2 separate regions of the Homo sapiens genome follow, and region 1 is linked to region 2. Evidence: read pairs that join two places in POLR2A ChIA-PET (ENCODE). Cell type or tissue: endothelial cell of umbilical vein. All regions are shown on one strand. Links, peaks and the distances in the headings refer to the core of each region. The heading gives the core; the rest is flanking DNA. Region 1 overlaps FAM124A (family with sequence similarity 124 member A). Region 2 has its middle 24 kb from the start of SERPINE3.

Region 1 (2,915 bases), core at 257-2,756, 65 kb after region 2:
ATGAAGAGAACCAATGGGAAGAGTCTTTCTTGCCCCCTCTTTTGTTGGGATCCTGTATGGCCACTTTGACTTCGACTAGGAGCTGGGCAGAGGGTCACTGATCTCTCCTTCCTTGATCATTGCTCTGTGACTGGTACTATAGTGTTTGAGGCAAAGCTAACTGGTTTCTCAGGTCCCCTAAACAGACAGACAGGCGTCCCCCCAGTACCTGTAGGAGGATCTTGTTCCCATCATGGTCCTCCGTCTGCCAGCGCCCCTCGCTGATGGGGCTGCAAGGGTTGGGCAGGAGAGGCACGAGCTCGCCTATGTCCCTCACTCGGAACTCCAGCACGGAGGAGTCGGTGGGCACCGGGCACTGGTCACAGGGCAGTCTTTTCAGGGAGAACTGGATGTCCACATCCAGGTTGGAAAAAATAGGGAAGATGCAGAAGTCCGCTTTCTTCTGGCTGGGGCTCCTCCGGAGAATCAGCTGGTAGAACCTGAGGCTGTCAGCATAGTTGTCGTAGCGACAGTAGACGGTGAAGCGCACGATTTCCTTGCCGTAGTGCACGGGCCGGATGGCCCAAAGCGGCGTCCCAGGGGCCAGCGTGAAGAAGTCCTGGCTGCAGGGCAGGTAGGGCAGGAACCGGCCGTGCACCTGCTCGGTGTGGTGGTGGCGCCAGGGCGGCTGCTGCAGTGTGCGGTGCAGCTGCAGGATCTGCTCTTCGCCGTACTCCTCCTGCAGGAACAGCACCACAGCCAGCGCTGGCTGAGCGCCCTTGGGGGGCTTCCGCCGCCGCCGGGACGCCCGCCTCTCGGACACCCGGAACAGCGGGAGGTCGGGGTGGATCCACGCCAGGACGTTGTCGATGGCCTCCTGCAGGGGCTGGGACTCCCCTGGGTCTGCGATTATGTGGATGCTGACCAGGAAAGGGTCCTGCGCCTCTTCAACGGAAAGCTCACCTGGGGGCACGCAAAAAACGAATGGATGAATGAATACAATTATGATTATTTCATTAAAGTGTCCAGTGATGACGTGTACAGGCTTGACAGGAAGAGAAGTCAAATTCTAACTGAACTGACTCCATGACCTGTGATTTTCTGATCCCAAGTTTACCTATAAAAACTACTATGCCAGCACCTTAGCAGCCAAAGAGGAAAGGGCTGTTGCTACGTGAATAGTTTCTAAGCTGGACAGGGTGAGGAGAACCTTGGTCCTGTATTTCATCAGGTTGGTTGGTATAGGGAACATTTGACTTTATATTTACGTATCAGACAAATAGAAAGTCAAGTCTAGTGACTTGGAAGGAACAACAGGCCCATTAGAAAAGATGGCATAGCATCTTGTGGACACCATTTAGTATTTCCTGAAATAGCTGCAGGGCCTTGCCCCATACATGTTCCCTACACAAACGCACTCCTCTGGTTTGCTTATTTCATTTGTTTATTTTGTTAACACACACTCATGGGCTCCTTCCTACCTGCCTCACAGGGAGTGAGGCACAAGGCGAATGATGGAGGACAAGAGAGACCTGTGCTTGCCCCCTGGGGCTTACTCTATAGACAGGTCATGCCCTGGCTGTTGATGAGTCCTGCCCACAGTGTCCCCTATTGTGGGGTCCTGGCCAAGATCATGTTGCTGCTGGAGACACAGGGAAGGATGACCCCCAGAGCCAAGCACAGTGTTCTTGCTGTTGGAGCTTACTGGGGCTGAGGTTAGGGTGGAAGGAAAGCAGGGTGAGACCATGACTGCCCATGAAAGGCTACCTTTTGTGTCCCTTGCTGGGCCACATCCACTCAGAAGCCCACACAACTTGAATGGGTCGGTTACCCTCCCTGTGATCTCTGGCGGAACACCTGAAACTGTTGAATTCCAAGCATGAAGTTGACTGTTTAACTTGGCAACAGTTTCCCATGGGGTGACAGTTTTTTGGCCACACTTGGCATATTTCTAAATCATATAACTATACCTGATAAAAGGCTTGCTCTTTTAAAAGATGGTTCTATTTGCATTTATAGAAGTTTTAGGTCTCATTTAAGGGAATTGAGACATCTTTAGGCCAATTGTGATTTAGGGGGCTAGATTCACCTAGAATCTAGATCTGCCTTTACAAAACACATGCCTCACAGTGTCCACTAGGGGTGTCAGGCATACAGTGATCATGTGGTCAATTGTGTTCTATCAATGTGGTGTGCTTTTCAGAATCATAACCTTGATCAAGTCACAGGATGAAAATTTTTTTATGGTAGGTAGACATTCCAAGTGGGCTTACAAGTCCATTTCACCATGTACAGCTGCAATAACATGGTTTTAATTTAATCAGATCAAAACCCGTCTGAATTTTCTTCCCAACCCTATTAAGTGTCTCACTTGAAAACAGTCCAGCTTGCTGTCTTCTCTCTTATTCATGCATTCATTTGCACATCTGTTAAGCAATCAGTTTGTACCAGGCACTGGGGACACAAAGAAGCTGGCACTAATTATGTATGCCCAAGCACTATGGGAGTACATTTACGTATACTCTTGCATGATATGCTCCCTGAGAACTGTGCAGTGCACAACCTGCACAACCATAGGCAGCAGCCCTCTGAAGACCCATAAGCCCATAAGATGAGAACTTTGTGACTGAGTGGGGAAACACAAACATCAAAAAGTAAAATTAAATCTGATATATGCCTAAAAGGAATACAACGGAATAGTAACTTGGGGTGGGGGCTAGATTCTAAAGTCACTGTGAAGCAAAGGTTATCTATAGACACGATTAACACTGAAAGTCTCCTAAATTTCCAATAAAGTACTAACTTGTAACAAGACAAGATGGCCAGATAGATGTTTCTTTAGTTGAACACCACATAAAATAACCATTTTGCTGCAGGGCCATGTATAAGAGAATAGTCTGTTTCTTTAAACACTGAACCCTTACTCATCAAACCCT
Region 2 (2,915 bases), core at 307-2,806:
GCTCCAGGGATGAAAGCAAGTATTATGTTTGAGGATAGGATTGGGCATCAAGTCTGTAACCCTGGAACCTCAAGTTCATGGTTAAGGTTCTTAATACTTTTTAACCTTTGGTACCATGTAGACACAGAGACAGGCAGTCAGCATGGATTACGGGCGCCTCAATTAACCCCTACCTCTTAATATTTGGTCACTGTACGGAAGTGGGCTGCCAGGTACCGGAGATTAACCAGTCTGGATTATCTGCCTGGGCCAATTAGCTGGCCCAAGGTAGAACAGCGGAGTGTTCCTCAGCCCAGTGGAGCCAAGTGTAAGAAGTTGGAGCCATGGAATGTTGTGTGCAAGTAGAGGTCTTGAGAGGATTCTGTTCCATGTTGTATGAGCGTCTTACTTAGTTGGCTTGGGCTGCCATAACAAAATACCATAGATGGGGTGGTTTAAACAACAGAAATTTATTTTCTCACAGTTCTGGAGGCTAGAAGTCCAAGATCAAGCTGGGTTGATCAGCAGGGTTGGTTTCTTCTGAGGCCCCTCTCCCTGGCTTTTAGATGACTGCCTTCTCAATGGGTCCTCACATGGTCTTTCCCCTGTACCTGTCTCTTGTCCTAATCTCCTCTTCTTATAAGGATACTGGTCATGCTGGATTAGGGCCCAGCCTAATGACCTCGTTTTCACTTCATCACCTCTTTAAAGGCTCTGTCTCCAAATACAGTCATACTTTGAGGTGCTGAGGGTGACATATGAATTTCAGAGGGACACAATTCAGTCAACAACAGTGAGATTCATTGATATACCAAAAAGGGCTTGTAATGGATATACCACTCCAGCAATCACTATGGCATCTGGTATTGTAAGAGGGGCTTGTCTTCCATCATGGCGAGGTGGGCTTTAAGAAAGGGGCCTGTCTATACGATTTGACTTGGGAGCCAGCATGACACACTCAAGGTGCTGAAAGAGGCCAGTGTGGTGGGAATAGGGGAGCCGAACGCTGGACAGACTGACAGTACAGCAGGGAGTAACTACAGTAGTAGCCAAAGTAATTATTGATATATACACATACCACTGTATATAGTAGGTATATTAGTATGTATAGAGGTTATAGTGTATATATATGTGTGTGTGTGTATAGTACATATAGTGGCTATAGTAGAATAGCCCCTGGGTCCCTGGCTACTTTCTCCTCTGATCACAACCCTTCATTAAGCCCTGGACATGGTTTTGCACCACTTCTAACTGTACAGTGTTGTAGCCACCTTGGAGCTTTTCATCCACCCAGCTCACCTCATTTTGCAGTAATGACAGCCCCCAGGAAAAGCACAGATTGGATTAGCGCACCGTACTGTTATTTCAGCACCCTGGGGATTCACAGCTGTGATTCACAGCTGTGAAAAGCAAAAGCTGGTTCAGCCCCACTCACTTTCTTCAAATCAGCAATGACCTAAGCAAATAACCCCCAGTGCCCGGGATATTTAGCTGGAGTCAGTGCTTTGAAAACTGAAAGGCCACGAACAAGAATGAAAATTTTACGGTTCCCAACAGCTGAAGCTGAGAGCCAGAATTTATGGATTTGTCCATGTGGCCTTCTAGAGCTCAAATTTCTCACAGAAATTGCCAAATTGTTTAAATGCAAATGCTATAGCTGTTCCAGTCTCCCTAGAGAATTTTATTTTATCATGAGACTAAAGTTTGTGGATCCTGTCCTCATCTAACATTTTCAAGTCAAACTTCAACACAATGGAATGCATTTTGAGCTCCTGAGAGGGGTAAGGCGCAACGTGGAATTCCTTAAGGAGTTCAGGAGTAGCAAAGGGGAAGTCACATGCTCCCAGCAGCCCATGAAAGGCACTCACAGAGGAAGCCCAAAGGAAGTATAAGCATATGGAAGGGAGAGATTAATTCTGATGTCTCTGTATGTCTGTGTGTGTGTGTGTGTGTGTGTGTGTGTGTGTGTGTGTGTGTAGGGGGTTGAGGGAAGCAGGGTATTCAATGAAGCATCTCTTCCTTCTGGGGAGAATGTGGGAACTAGATTTCAGACTTTCTTTGCTTTGTGTTGCTTTTTGGAATGAGACATTTTGGAGGGTGGGGGAGGAGAGTACGCCCCAAGGAAACTCTTTGCGTTTGTGCTTGAGAGAAATGATCATGCAGGTGAGGAGAACGAGACCTCAAGAGGCAAAGCTGACTAAAGATGTTAAAACAAAAAGGAGCTGGGGAGGAGGTAAGGTAGTGATTACCTGTGGGTGGGTTGGTTTGAGAGGGCTTCTCAGAGAATCAGGACCCACTCTACAGTTAACACAGAGCAGGGCCCGGGTGAGGTGGCATCAAACAAATGGGTGGAAACACTGGCTGAAACACGTCATTTAAAATAACACATGGACTTGGTGAAAGTGAATAGTACTGTTTTTTTTTTTTCAGATATTGATTTTATTTTACTAGATGGGCAGTTCAGCAATATTTTTTGTGTGTTATTAAGCATTTTTGCTCATTTTCTCGCATACTGAAGATTTTTTTTCTTCCAACTTTTTTTTTTTTTTTTTTGAGACGGAGTCTCGCTCTGTCGCCCAGGCTGGAGTGCAGTGGCGTGATCTCGGCTCACTGCAAGCTCTGCCTCCTGGGTTCACGCCATTCTCCTGCCTCAGCCTCCCAAGTAGCTGGGACTACAGGCGCCCACTACCACACCTGGCTAATTTTTTGTATTTTTAGTAGAGACGGGGTTTCATCGTCTTAACCAGGATGGTCTCGATCTCCTGACCTCGTGATCCACCCACCTCGTCCTCCCAAAGTGCTGGGATTACAGGCGTGAGCCACCACGCCCGGCCTCTTCCAACTTTTATTTTAGGTTCAAGGGGTACATATGCAGGCTTGTTACATGGGCAAATTGCGAATCACTGGGGTTTGGTGTACAAATGATTTTGTCACCC

What was found. ChIA-PET counts read pairs that join two places held together with the same protein. Peaks named below come from ENCODE experiments on the same cell type or tissue, not always from the same donor. Only the 100,000 strongest peaks of a DNase experiment are listed, where the experiment ranks them.
Region 1: POLR2A ChIA-PET joins it to region 2 with 6 read pairs; 3 of 35 experiments call an interaction of 5 or more read pairs at or near these places.

What each region holds. Positions count from the first base shown.
Region 1 is chr13:51,249,495-51,252,409 of GRCh38, reverse strand. It overlaps FAM124A (family with sequence similarity 124 member A), which reads right to left. Exons shown (of 4, transcript NM_001242312.2): 3 at 209-942. Among named protein-coding and RNA genes, the nearest start is that of FAM124A, 29 kb to the right of the region's middle. In endothelial cell of umbilical vein, for the core only: a CTCF peak has its summit at 2,125; no DNase peak of the experiment used is centred there.
Region 2 is chr13:51,314,361-51,317,275 of GRCh38, reverse strand. No RefSeq gene overlaps it. Among named protein-coding and RNA genes, the nearest start is that of SERPINE3, 24 kb to the left of the region's middle. In endothelial cell of umbilical vein, for the core only: no CTCF peak of the experiment used is centred there; a DNase peak (open chromatin) is centred at 1,815; H3K27ac peaks cover 677 bases.